Linked DNA regions of Mus musculus: region 1 is linked to region 2. The links are chromatin contacts, found by POLR2A ChIA-PET in ENCODE. All regions are on one chromosome and are shown on one strand. The core of a region is the stretch at or near the end of the contact, and the rest is flanking DNA. Distances in the headings are between cores, read along the strand shown.

Evidence for each region. ChIA-PET counts read pairs that join two places held with the same protein, here RNA polymerase II (POLR2A).
Region 1: POLR2A ChIA-PET joins it to region 2 with 12 read pairs in Patski. The contact joins the promoter of Ttll13 here to the promoter of Sema4b in region 2. POLR2A ChIA-PET finds 5 or more read pairs at or near these places in 4 of 5 experiments (Patski and embryonic stem cell).

What each region holds. Positions count from the first base shown.
Region 1 is chr7:80,244,411-80,251,321 of GRCm38, reverse strand. Ttll13 (tubulin tyrosine ligase-like family, member 13) reads right to left here and starts at 4,946. Exons shown (of 15, transcript NM_177765.3): 1 at 4,659-4,946; 2 at 3,771-4,038; 3 at 2,987-3,027; 4 at 1,084-1,202. The coding sequence starts at 4,027.
Region 2 is chr7:80,194,845-80,201,591 of GRCm38, reverse strand. It overlaps Sema4b (sema domain, immunoglobulin domain (Ig), transmembrane domain (TM) and short cytoplasmic domain, (semaphorin) 4B), which reads right to left and starts at 3,004. Exons shown (of 14, transcript NM_001360135.2): 1 at 2,822-3,004. The coding sequence starts at 2,939.

The DNA of each region.
Region 1 (6,911 bases), core at 3,697-6,196, 48 kb before region 2:
CTAGCTCCCTTAAGACTAGGTTAGGACAAGTTACAGTGTCTGGACTCCCATCCTGGTTTCCCCAAAGAAGCCCGCAGGCCCTTTTTAATTAGTTGTGTGAGGCACAACATTTCAGGTAAGGATAGACTGCATACCTGATGGTAGTCCTAGAAAACTCGAGCACCTGGTGTCAGGACAGCCATTTGTTTAGTACACTCATGATGTTCCCACAATGAAAGCATCTACCAACCCATTCCTTACGACACATGACTTCACCAAGACATGCTCATGTCTTTTGTTGTTGTTGAGGAGGAGTCTTGATATAGCCCAAGACATAAAGCTTCAAAAACTCTCACCCTCTTCACTGAGCCTTTGCTTGCTGGGAGTACTGTCCTGTACCACCATGCATACCTCACCTAGCCCTGTGCACTGTGACTGCTGGCTGGCTCACTCTCCTGCTCTCTTCTCTGTCAGGAAGTTGATTCCCCCCTCCCCCACCTTTTTTTTTTCCATTTGAAACTGGATCTTATGTAGGATGGCCTTGAACCCCTCCTGACCCTTGCTTTCACCTCTCAAATGCTAGGATCACTGATGTACGTTGCCACACTTGCTCTTCCACACTTTCTTGGTAAATGTGTGCTTAGACACTAGACAATCTAAGCTGCTTAGACACTAAACCATCCAGCTGACCTAAGCAGTAGTTCCCCACCCCGATATTGTAGATATGGGAAATTGCCTTGTGTATACTAGGCAAGCATTCTACTACCGAATACTGAGCCACATCCCTAGCCGTCTGCTATTAGCGCTGAAGCAGCCTTCCAGTCCTCGCCCCAAGGTGGGCACACCTGCTCTCAATGAGGCAGGCAGGCTGGTCAGATGTCACCAGTGAGAACAGTCAACGTGACAGGGGTGTGCCCACCAAACACTTCCGATAACAAGTTCCAAAGAGCCAAGAGGAGAATATTTTTATTGGAGCAGAAGACCTGGGGCGGGGGGGGGGGGTGGTGGTGGGGTGGGGGGGGTGGCCTCCCTGTCTGTATGAGGTACAGCAATGGAAAGCAGCAGTCTCCAGTGCAGGGTGGGGATGGGCCAGGACATTCGTACCTGAAACCTCTTCATGTCCATGACTCGTTCCAGTGAGACAGAGCAGTCTGTCCAGTACACCGTCCACTCCTCATCCTCCCCTACTTCCTTCAGGCCACACATTTGGGCTGCCCGGCGCACTGTAGAGACAGGGAGGTCAACACTGCCAGCCTGGGTACCAGCCATGAATCCAGGAACTCTAGCTGGAAGAAGGAACGGACCTGACCAGACAGCAGATTGTGAAGGCATGTGGTTCTTACTGCAGCAACTTAGTTCCCAGTTTGCTACAGTGTACTCATATATAATAAATAAATCTTTTTTAAAAAATTGAGGGGCCCCAATGGAGAAAGTACCCAAGGAGCTGAAGGGATCTGCAATCCTATAGGTGGAACAACAATATGAGCTAGCCAATACCCCTCCCCCTCCCTGAGCTCGTGTCTCTAGCTGCATATGAATCAGAAGATGGCCAGTCGGCCATCAGTGGAAAGAGAGGCCCATTGGTCGTGCAAATTTTATATGCCTCAGTACAGGGGAACGCCAGGGCCAAGAAGTGGGAGTGGGTGAATAGGGGAGTGGGTGGGGGAGCATGTGGGGTACTTTTGGGATAGCATTGGAAATGTAAATGAAATAAATACCCAATTAAAAAAAAGAAAAAAAATTGAGATTCTTCTAACTATAACAATTTCAATTACTGTGTATACAGAAGTAGAAAAAAAAAAAAGATTTACTCTCAACCCTCAAAATAAGCTGGTTTTTTTTAAAAAAGATTTTCATTCTTTTTAATCATGTGTATATGGTGAGCACATAGTTGCCAGATCATGCATGTGGAGGTGAGGACAATTTACAGGAGTCTCCTTCTACCGTGGGGGTCCCCAGGATTGAAGCTGGGTTGTTAGTCTTGCTGGCAAGTGTATTTATGCAATGAACTATCTCCCCGCCCCAAAAGATTTAATTTTTCCTTATTTGAATGACATTCAGTTTGTTTGTTTTTGTTTTTCGAGACAGGGTTTCTCTGCGTAGCCCTGGCTGTCCTGGAACTCACTGGCCTTGAACTCAGAAATCTGCTTGCCTCTTCCTCCGGAGTGCTGGGATTAAAGGCATGTGCCACCATTGCCCGGCTCATCTGTTTGTTTGTATGCTTGTTTATTGTTTTTTTACATGTAATCCAGGCTGTCTATGTAACCGAGGATAGCCTTGAACTTCTCATCCTTTTGACTCCATTTCCCAAAGGCTGGGATCATAGGCATAAGCCACCAGGGCCAGTTTAATGTGGTGCTGAGGATCAAATCTGAAGTTTCCTGCATGCTAGACAAGTATTTTACCAATAAGCTATATCCTCAGCCAATTTGTTTGTTTATGTTTCTTTCAGACATGGTTTCTCTGTGTAGCCATGACTATCCTGGAACTCCACTCTGTAGACCAGGCTAACCTTGAACTCAAAAATCCTGCATCTGCTTCCTAAGTGCCAGGAGTAAAGGCATGAGCCTCCACCACCTGGCAGTCTCCTTTTTAAATTATATGAGTCTCACTATGTAGCCTTGGCTGTCATTCACTGTGTAGGCCAGGATGGCCTGAAACTCGTAGAAATCTGCCTGCTTCTGCCTCCCAAATGCCTGACTTGTGTTTTTAATTAGTTTTTGAGTTTGTTTGTTTGTTTTTTAGTTTTCAGTTTGCTTTTGCTTTGTTTTTTTGTTTGTTTTTCTTTTTTGGCCTGTGGAGATCCCCTCCCTACCACTGAGACTAACTGCCAACAGCCACATCTCAGCTGTCAGTAGCAAATTCTGGGGACACCCAAGAACTTCAGTGTAGGTAGTAGGTCACCTAGGCAGCAGCCAGCAGGTGGGAGAATGGTTGTGGCTGTCCCAGGAATAAGAACAAAAGTCCCTCTTGCACACGAACTGTGAGCGCTGAGCCCGGTGCTTACCACTCTCATACTTGCAGTTGGTCAGGTTGATGGCCAGGGGTCTGAAATGGAGGAGGAACAGAAATCAGGCAGAGTGGGAGGGAAGCACAGGCATCAGGCTCCCAGGAACCCAGGATTAGGAAATGTCTAACAGACTTATAATACAAACTCATTTCCTCTAGAAGCATTTATATACCAAACCAACATGCTAAAGTTCCAAGTATGGCAGACCCAAATGCTCTGATTTTTTTTTTTTCTATTGAAGCAAAGGTTAATATTGCTCTGGCCTTTCCTTTTAGATTTCCTAGAAAGGATTTCTGTGTAGTCCTAGCTGTCCTGGATTTTGCTCTATAGACCAGGATGGTCTTGAACTGAGAGATCTGCTTGCATCTGCCTCCTGAGTGATGGGATCAAAGGCACTGGCCACCACCACAACCCCACAGCCATCTTTTGTTTTGTTGTGTTAATGTGAGCACTATGGGTTCAAACTCAAGGCCCTCATGCTTGAGCAACAAGCCCTCTTCTCCAGCTGAGCCATCTCATCAGCCCATAGTTATATGATTTTTGATGGGGGGCAGGGTCTCACGTTGTAGTCCAAGCTGGTCTAGAACACACGTAATCTTTTTGTTTCAGCTTCCCTAATGATGGGATTATATGCATGCACCATCATCTGGCTCTCCTCTCCTTTCCCAAAGGCTAAAGTGAAAAGCTTGGATCCCACCATGCTCCGCTACCAAATGGTGGTGTGAAGCCAAGGGGTAATGTCTCTAGAGTCACACCTGTGAGGGATCGAAGGAAAAGATACCTTCGTTTCCGCTTTCTTCTTCTCCTCCCAACTTCCAAATCATCTGTGTCTGTTGCACTTAATATTTTCTTTGGAATTTTCTTGGCTACAACCGATAAGGCAACCCCATTCTCAAATTCTTTATAGTCAGCCTTTCTAAGTGCCTGCTGGGTAGAGTTGGGGGTGGTAGATTCCTCTCTAACACATTCTTCCTCAGATTCTTCTTCCTCAATATCATCTTCCTCAGATTCACTGGTCTTACAGTTATTGGGCTCCATCCTCTCAGATTCTAAGGGGAAAGGGATAGGAATAAATATTTATCAGACCTTTCTCCGGGCCCAGGAAGTCCTGCAGGAATTTACCCGGAGCGCCTTTACGGTGCTAGAATGAAATGTTGCCCTTTTAGATCAACCCTACTGTAGAATAGGTTGTTTCCAAGTAGAGGGCTGTGGGGAGGAAGCATGGGGGGCTGATAAGATATAAGTGTGCAGTGCAGAATAGAGTTGACAGGAACCACCACCGCGGCTGTTTTGTTTCCTGAAGGGGAAGAAAGGTGGCTGACAGAACTGGAGAAGTCTGCTTTAAAACACAGCTGTAGAGGGCTGGAGAGATGGCTCAGTGATTAAGAGCACCGACTGCTCTTCCAAAGGTCCTGAGTTCAAATCCCAGCAACCACATGGTGGCTCACAACCATCCAGTGTACTCACATATAATAAATAAATCTTTAAAAAAAAATAAAATAAGATACAGCTGTAAATCAAAGGTTATCAATCAAAGGTTATCGGCCGGCGATTTCCCTGAGCCAGAACTCAGTTTCCCTACGTGAACGCGTTTGGGGTTGGGCCTCTAATAGCTAAGACTCTTTGGGTTACAATAGAGGAAAGGAAACCCACGGCAGACACTGCCCACCCGAGGTTTCGAGGAGAGCTCAGGGGCTGCTGGAGCTGCCCCTATCGGCTCGGGGCTGGACTCAGCTGGTCGCTCATGGCCGCCGCTCGTTCGCTGCGGCTCTTCCTGGGCGTTGCTGGACGTCGGGGACCTTCTCGTCGTTCCACAGGACTGTCTGTCCCCGCTGTCGCGAGGGGGAGCCCGCTCCCCCTCGGGGTTAACTCCTGGCTCCGAGATCCTGGCGGCGGCGGCGACTTCTTAAGCAAGCAGACGGCCGCCGCCGCCGCCGTCGCTATGGACACGAAGGCCGCCCCTATTGCAGTAGCGTTCTGGGGGCGTGGCTTTCCCGGGAACCACACCCACTTTGGCGCCAGTAGAAGCCATCTTGGCCCCCTAGCTGTCTGCATTTGCCGGGTGCGTCTAGAGGTCCGAGTGTACGTGAACGGCCGAGACGTATTTTTCCAACGCATTATGGGATTTGTAGTCCTCCCATATTGGGGCGGGTTCCACCTTTTCTGCTCCACTTTTCCTGGAATCCTATGGCCAACCCAAATATGTTTATGTTTGGGACAAAATAGCTGCTTGTGGTTCTTCCACATTTAGAAATGATGCTATAAAAAAATTCCTGCCCTTAACAGGGACAGCTGCGATAAGAACACATGCCTTCCAATGTTTCATTCACTAGCTCCATTAGCAAATTACAGAATAAGGCCAGCAAGGTGGCTCAGCGGACCAAAATGATAGCTGACAAGTCAGGGGGACATGAGTTCGACCTCCAGAACCCACATGGTGGAAGAAGAAAACAATACATTGTCCTCTCACCCCTACACCCATAACTTGATGTGGTACCCACAACCATAAATACTTTTGTAACCTCAAGAAAATGAAATAACAGAATGACCTCATTCAATTTCTCTGTCACTGTTGCCTTCCTATAACCTGGCATCCCTGCCCCCCACTTTGAATTTCATTAGCTTTCTTCACCAAACCCAACCCAACATATGATTCAGATTATTTTGTTGTAGCAAAATCCAGAGAATTTTGGATTATTATTATTATTATTATTCATAAAAAGACAAACATTAGCCGGGCATGGTGGTGCACGCCTTTAATCCCAGAACTTGGGAGGCAGAGGCAGGCAGATTTCTGAGTTCGAGGCCAGTCTGGTCTACAGAGTGAGTTCCAGGACAGCCAGGGCTATACAGAGAAACCCTGTCTCGAAAAACCTTAAACAAAAAATTGCAGAAACTACATTGAAGTGGAAATTTTCTTGGGGGGGGGGGGGACTCAGTTATGTCACGAGATGTTTTGCTGAAGCAGAGACAGGTGAGAATGTCTTTCTGAAGCAGGAAGGAAAAGGACGTGTGATGAGTAGAAAGAATATAAATATACTCCACAGACAGTGTGACAAGGCTCTTGCATTGGTTCGCCTTGCACTGACTTGCTGATCTTCCCTTGTCTTGACTTCATAGAGACTGGCTTGCCACAGAACTTTCTGTGATATTCAGGTGACTTCTTGCCGCTTGCTTCTGCTGACTTCTGCTGACCTGTGGAGCCTCTCTCTCAATTTCTTCTGGATCGACCGCTGCTACTGACGCCTGTTTGATGTTTGCCAGTAAGGCTGGACTGCTGCTATTGACTCATGTTAATTGTTTTGGACTGGGCTGATGATATTCTAACAACAGAGATTTCCCAATCTCCCCAAAGAACTACTTCTAAACAGGTCCACAGCCCTCATTTCCTACTAACCTTTTTATCCCCCCTACTTCTGATAGGTGGACTAGAAGGATGTTGAAGCATTCAAGAATACAAAGTAGGTTTTGAAAAATCTAAGCCTATAGTACAAGGATATGAATATCTGCTTACTCTGTAGTACTGAGAATTTGGTAAAGTAACCGGTTACACAGTAACAAAAGGTTTTTCATTCTTAAAAATTCACAAATGTTTGTATTTTATGTGTATAAGTTTTTACCGCATTCTTGTTTGGTGCCTGTGTAAGTCAGAAGAGAATGTCAGATCCTTTGGGACTGGAGTTATACATGGCTGTGAGCCACCTTTGGGACTGATGGGAACGGAACCTAGGTCCTCTGCGAGTGCACCAAGGGCCCTTAGCCAGTGAGACATCTCTCCAGCCTGTTTTATTCTTCAAATCTTTTTATTTTATGTGTGCCTGAGTGCACATCTGTGCACCATATGTGCACAGTGCCAGAGGAGGCCAGAAAAGGGTGTTGGTCTCCTGTAAGTGGAGTTACAGATGGTTGTGAACTGCTATAT
Region 2 (6,747 bases), core at 1,755-4,254:
TCAGCAGGAATGAGAGTTCTCTATGAGCCCCTAGATGCAGAATAAACTGGACCTTCCCACTTCAAGGGACTTGGTTTTAGATCACAGATGAAGTCCACTATCCCTAAGCTCAGGTTCTTGAGAGTAGACTTGGGTGGGAATTCAGTTCAGGTGGTGGGAAAAGGGGTGTGGTCTCAGTTCTGTGCAATCCCTGATAGGCCTGCCTGTGTCAGAAGGCTAAAAAGGCCTTGGGCCAGGCACCCATGGTCACCATGGGCCTGCCAAGGATGGGTACAATGCCAGGAACATCTAACAAGCCCCCAGGGATGAGACAGGAAACTGTCTCAGGTCAGACTCAAAGGGCGAGCCAGTTCAGTCACCAGGGCATTCCCCATGTGGGACTCCAGCCACAGGACCTTCCTGTAGTTGGGAGGAAAGGAAGCAGAAGCAGGTCTCAAGGGTGCTGTGGAGGCCCTGGAAGGTAAAGCTCTGTGGTGGCGGGGAGCTCAGTCAGGTGTGGATGCACACCCAGTGGTGAGGTGGCTGGGCATGGCTACAACGCTGCAGAGCTTAGGGAGGACTGAAAAAGCATCCCCCCCCCATCCCCCCCCCCAGGCAGAACCTAGAATCCGTCCCGCAAACACAATAAAATTGTGTTCCTGGCCTGCCAGCCCTTTCAACCCCTCAGCTAAATACCTCTGTACAGTGCACAAGTCACACACTGCCCACCTGTGGCAGCCTTGAATGATCAGGGAATTGTGGGAGGTGGCCAGGTCCTGGAACTATACAGCTAACCCAAGACAGATGCTCTCCCAGGAAGAAGGGCCTCTCTACGCCCCTATCAAGTCTTCACATCACTCCCTAAGGCAAAAGACCTACTGTGTTTGGTGTAGCCCCAAAAGCTAGTCCTGCCTTCCCCAGGCGTAAGCGGGATCCACAGGGGCACGTGTCTCTATCTCACAGCCCCTTCCTTACGGCTGGGACAGCAGCTCTCAACATGCGGGCCTCAGCCCATTAGCAAATTTACAACTATGAAGCAGTAACAAAAGTAATTTATGGTTGGGGGTCATCACAACCTGAGGGACTGCATTAAAGGGTTGCAGCCTCGGGAGGGCTGAGAGCTCTAGGGAAACACAGGATGACAGAAGCAGCAAGGGGTATGTATGGCTCAGAGCCTAACACACCTAACACAGGACAGGTTCCATACCTAGCTCATACCTCCACCCTGGGTCAACAAGGTGAGGGGGTCATGGGGAGGTGGCGCATCAGGGAAAGGGATTTTTGACACCAAACCTGAGGACCTGAGCTTAGGTCCTGAGATCCACACGGCTGAGGGAGGATTTCACCAGCTGCCCTCTGACCTCACTGACCTCCACATGTACGTCATGTTTTCGTGTGCCCTTACACCCACACACAAGCTAAGTAAGTGTTTTAAAGTGGCAGAGCATCAGTCCTGGGTTCCGATTTCAGTCATTTCTCACTTCAAGAACAGAACTCCCAAGGAGCAGCAGTGAACTCTAGAACCATCCCCACCCACAGCGAACCACCCAGTTCCATGCAGGAGTGGTCCGAGTTTAACATAACAAGAATGACAGCAAACACCCGCTGAGAGGTTTCTGTACCAAGCCCTATCCTAAGGACTTTGCAACTGGTAATGAGCTGCGCCTTGAGCAAGGCGCTAATATCCCATTTTACAGATGAAGAAATCAAGGCACAGAGAAGTTGTTTACTTAAGGTCATGTGGGAACTAAGTGGCTGAGACAGGATTTGAACTTGAGCTACCAACAATGTTTTGGATAAGGGACTGAGATCCTGTTAGGGGCCTTAACTGAAGAGCTGATTCTATCCTTTTGCAAATGGGATGCTTTTAGGGGTGGGGATGCAAATATGGAGTAGGAAGTCTGGTAGAGTTTTAGTCTGTAACCTCTAATTTATGCACTAACTCACAGTGACAGTTTGCAATTTAGAGGGGTTTGGCCAAACATTGTCTGTTGGCACCTATGTGCCTGATGCCCTCCGAATGCACCAAGTTTTATGAATTTCCCAAGATGACTTTGCAAGGTATCTAAGCCTGAGGCGACTTTGCAGGGGAGGAAGCTGGAGTGCGGGCAGTAGGAAGTACTTACTGGGCTAAGTCCCTAGAATTCCAAACGTTGAGGTTCCCTGGAAAAGGTTCAGGGGCGATCAGACTAAGGGAAGTAAAGAATGAGTGGAGGATTGGAAACACAGGCAGCCAGGGGCAGCTGTAAACCACCAAAAAAGGAATGTGGCCCACCAGGGTGATACCCTCAGGCCCCTCTAGACAGGGTACAGATGGGTCTTCGCAATGTCAGTTTCCAAGTCCCTGTGTTTGGAGTAGGGGGTGAATTCTCCAGGTCGATCAGTCAGAGATGGGCCGGCAGGGAGGAAAGACCTGGCACCCACCCGCCAAACTCCAGGCTCTGCTGTGGCTGACTGAGAATATCATAAGCCCAGAGTTTATAGCACGGCCAGCAGCAGTGCCCTCAGCCCCGTGCCGTTGGTGGCTCCAAGGCTGACTCTGGTCAGCATCAAAGACAAGTAAATGAGTAGGCAGGATGGCTGGCACCTGAGGCCCCTAGTGCCGAGTGTGCTCCCTCCGAGCAAGAGCAGCTGCAACCGAGCAAGAAAGCGGCCCTCTCCAAGTCCAGATAGAAAATGGAAGAAAAGGGCTCTCAGCTCCCTAGCTTTCCCTCCTCTTTCGCTTTGACCACAACTGCTTTCCTGGTCCTAGTGGACCTCAACCTCTCCTTTGTCGTGGCCACCCCACCAAGCATCTCGTTGCCCGCGCTCCCCTCCTTCTGCCGCGCCCCATAGCACTTACCCAGCGGCACACTGATCCGGGGGCCGAGCGCCCGCGTAGTCGTCGTCCGCAGCAGCAGCAGTAGCAGCAGCAGCAGCAGCGCGCGCCGCAGGACAGCGGAGCGGCTCGCCCGGCCCATCGCGGCGCGTGGAGCTCGGACCGCAGCAGGCAGCGGCGTCCTCCTCCGGCTCAGGTTGCTCAAGTGGAATCGCAGGCTGGAGCCCCGCCCCGCGGTTCGGCCCGGAGTCCTTCCCTCGGCCTCCGCCTCTGGACCTGGGGGTGGGCGGCAGGGAAGGTGGTCACGTGGGCCGCCGCACCGTAGGCTCCCTCTGCCCAGTGCTGCGGGTGAAAGCCCCGCGCTCTCGCCGCAGGGAGGAGGGCGCGGAGCAGGAAGTCGACGGGTAGGCGGGCCTCCTAGCTGGTCCTTGCCCAGCTCTTTCCCCTTCCTCCTTCCTGGGCGCTGAAGTACGAGGGGCGCTGGATCGAGTCACCCGACTTGGGGCACTGGGGGGGAGGGGGAGCGGAGCAGAGCCTGGGGACCTGAAGCCCGGAGACCGAGGAGCTCGCAAAGCCGCACGGACCCGCCCTCCTTCCGGCTCCCGGGAACCCTGCCCCACATGCCCCCTACCTACCCCCACCCCCGCTCTGGGAGCTGTGCAGACTCTGAGACGGAGACTGGTAGCTTTCCAGTCTTACTTCCGCGAGAGGTCTATGCATGGTCTAGAATCTAGATACTCTGCTCGGTTGTCCATGCTTAGAATTCTGTCCACGCGAAGCCCGGGGCCGGCGCAGAATCAGTTCAAGTGGGATAATTAGGATTTCACGGACTGCACTGCCAAAGAGGCTAGACCTTCCCCCCCACAACCAGCACGTGGCTGAGCATAGGAAAGGATTCCCTAAGGCTGGAATGAGACGCCAGAGGTATCCACCCGCAGGTACCCCAATCTGAAGTCAATTTGGTGGAGCCACAGCAAAGGAATAGAGGGAAATAAAGAGGGGGAGATCAACAAAGACATCAAGGTTTTGGAAACCCGTTTCAGCTTTTCCTAGGTGAATGGATAAAATTAAAAACTTAAAAATATGTGTTCATTGTTCTTGTGGCAATGAAACCACTTCCCCCAGACTTTTCTGCAGTTGTCGAAGCTACACTGCACTCGCTGCTGCCCATGTGTGCCCATGTGGGCAGTTCCAGAGCCACATCTTTCTACTCTCCTCCCCACCCCCACAGGCAGGTGGCAGTCAGAGCAGACAAGCTCTTGGATGGTCTCAGGTCTTCTTTCTTACATCCAGACTTCCCCATGCTCCACAACTCCTGTACTGTCACCACCCTGACATCCTTCTACAGTCTCGTGTCTTTTCTCATATGCCACATGTCCAATTGCACTGGTTAACCCATCATCTGAAATGTACTGTTTCTGCTCTAACTGCTGCTTCCTTTCCTCCTGTTAATCTCTTCTCAAACACAGTAGACAGAGTCTACTCCACAAGCTGTGACCTCTGACCTGTGTGTTTGTGTGTGTAACATAAAATATATATGCAGGCAAAACACCAATGCACATGAAATAAATAGCACTTTAAATACTGTTTCAAGGTCAGGCCTGTAGCCCAGGCCTTTAATCCCATCAACCTGGGAGTCAGAAGCAGGAAGATCTCTTGAGTTTTACAGAGCCAGTTCCAGGACAGCAAGGCTACACAGAGATATCCTGTCTAAAAAAAAAAATTTTTTTTTACATGTATCTGTCAGTGTGAGGGTTTGAGACTCCCTGGAACTGGAGTTCCTGACTCCAGTTATGAAGATGCTGGGAGGGCTGGTGAGATGGCTCAGTGGGTAAGAGCACCCGACTGCTCTTCTGAAGGTCCTGAGTTCAAATCCCAGCAACCACATGGTGGCTCACAACCATCCATAACGAGATCTGACTCCCTCTTCTGGAGTGTCTGAAGACAGCTACAGTGTACTTACATATAATAAATAAATAAATAAATAAATAAATAAATAAAAGAAGATGCTGGGAATTGAACCCGGGGCCTCCAGAAGAGCAGCCAGCGCTCTTATTGCTGAGCCATCACTCCAGCCTCAGATTCATTTATCTTATCTGTCTGGCTGTCTTTATTTATGATACCAGGTTTCTCCGTGTAGTCTTGACTGTCCTGGAACTCCTGTAGACCAGGCTAGCCTTGAACTCACAAAAATCCTCCTTCCTCTGACCCCCACCCCCACCCCCCAAGTACTGGGACTAAAAGCATGTACCACCACTGCCCGGCTGAAAATAAATTTCTAAAGTCAGCTGGAAATGGTGGTATTTAATTCTAGCACTTGGCAGGTGAAGGGCGGGTAGGATCAGGAATCCAAGGCAGCCTCAGGTACATAACAAGCTTGAGGCCAATCGAGGCTATGTGAAACTCTGTCTCAGACAACAACAAACCGAAAACAGAACTTAAATAAATACATACATAAATAAAATGAAAGTCTAGGTGCAGCTTTCCCCTGCTCAACCTCCCAAGCCTCTGGAATGGTGCCTGTACACATGGCAGGCGTCTTCAATAAGCGTTGGTTGAAGGAATGACTGGGTGACCGAGGATGACAAGGGTCAGACTACTACAGGCTCGTGTTGGCTAACAACCTAAAACAATCTTCTGATGCCAATTTCTGTCTAATGAAAAGTGCCCCAAACCTGAAATTATGCAATAACTTTTTCAACTGAACACAAGACTTCAAAATTATCTCTCTTAAATCTATTGGTTCTGGCCCAGATTTCATCCCACGGAGGTTGTTTTGAATATTGATTCTATTATCATACATTTGGCACCTCCTTTCCTGGTTTTTGAGTCATCGTAAATTTGGCTAAGTATTCCTTAGACCTTTAATCAAGTTACTGATAAAAATAATGGGTGTGCAGATTTAGCCTCCAGATCTTGGTTTCTGCACACCGCTCTTCTATAAAAGCAGAGCGCTCTCCTTAAGTACAAGGTAAAGAGCTCATTTTGTTGGGCCTGAAAGCAAAGCAAAGCCTAATGAGGCCATGCCTGAAGAGACAGTCTGATGGCCGCGTGGAGAGGAGCCAGGCGGATGGCCATTTGGTTATCAAACAGCATAAGTAATGGATTCTAATGCAGCAAATGAAAATACAACCCATTAGTCAATAGTGTGACTCAGAGAGAAAGGGAAAGAGAAGGGAAGGGAAGAGAAGGAAATGTCTTTATGTACAAACCTGCTGCTAAGTGTAGAAATAGAAGGACTAGAAAGAACACTTAGCGAAGACCACAGTTGGACATAAAGACTGGGGAAACAGTGTCTGACGGCCAGTCCCACAGATGATCACTAGCCCAAAGGCCAATGTATGCCTGCCAATGAGATCTGGTGGCTCCCATCCTAACGCAAGTGGTCAGCCATGATAGGAGTAGCATGATGGAATCTTTGCTTGCCTCCCATATGATGCCCTGAGAACTTCACATTATCAGTCCCTGCAGTGTTCCTACCAAAGGGTTTAACCCATGTCTAATAATAAGGACGAAAGCAGATACCGCCAATATGAAGAGCATTCTATGGGATAACTAGCCTGGGTCAGTCTGATCTCAGAAGTAAGTGTGTGTGTGTGTGTGTGTGTGTGTGTGTGTGTGTGTGTGTGTGTGTGTGAGAGAGAGAGAGAGAGACAGACAGACAGACAGAGACAGAGAGAGAGGAGGAGGGAAAGGAACAAGAGGAAGAAGAGGGGAAGGAAAAAGGAGGAGGAGGAGGAGGAGGAAGAGAAAAAGGCAACCATGGCAAAACACATTTGTAATCCAGAGGCCTGCAGATCCCTGCTAGCCAGCCTAACTTACTCGGCAAGTTCCAGACCAGTGAAAGACTGTCTCAAAAAAAGAAAAAAAAAAAAAAAGTGGATGGCTCGGAGGAGTTACATACAAAGTTGTTTTCTGGCCTCCATACACACATACAAATACACACACAT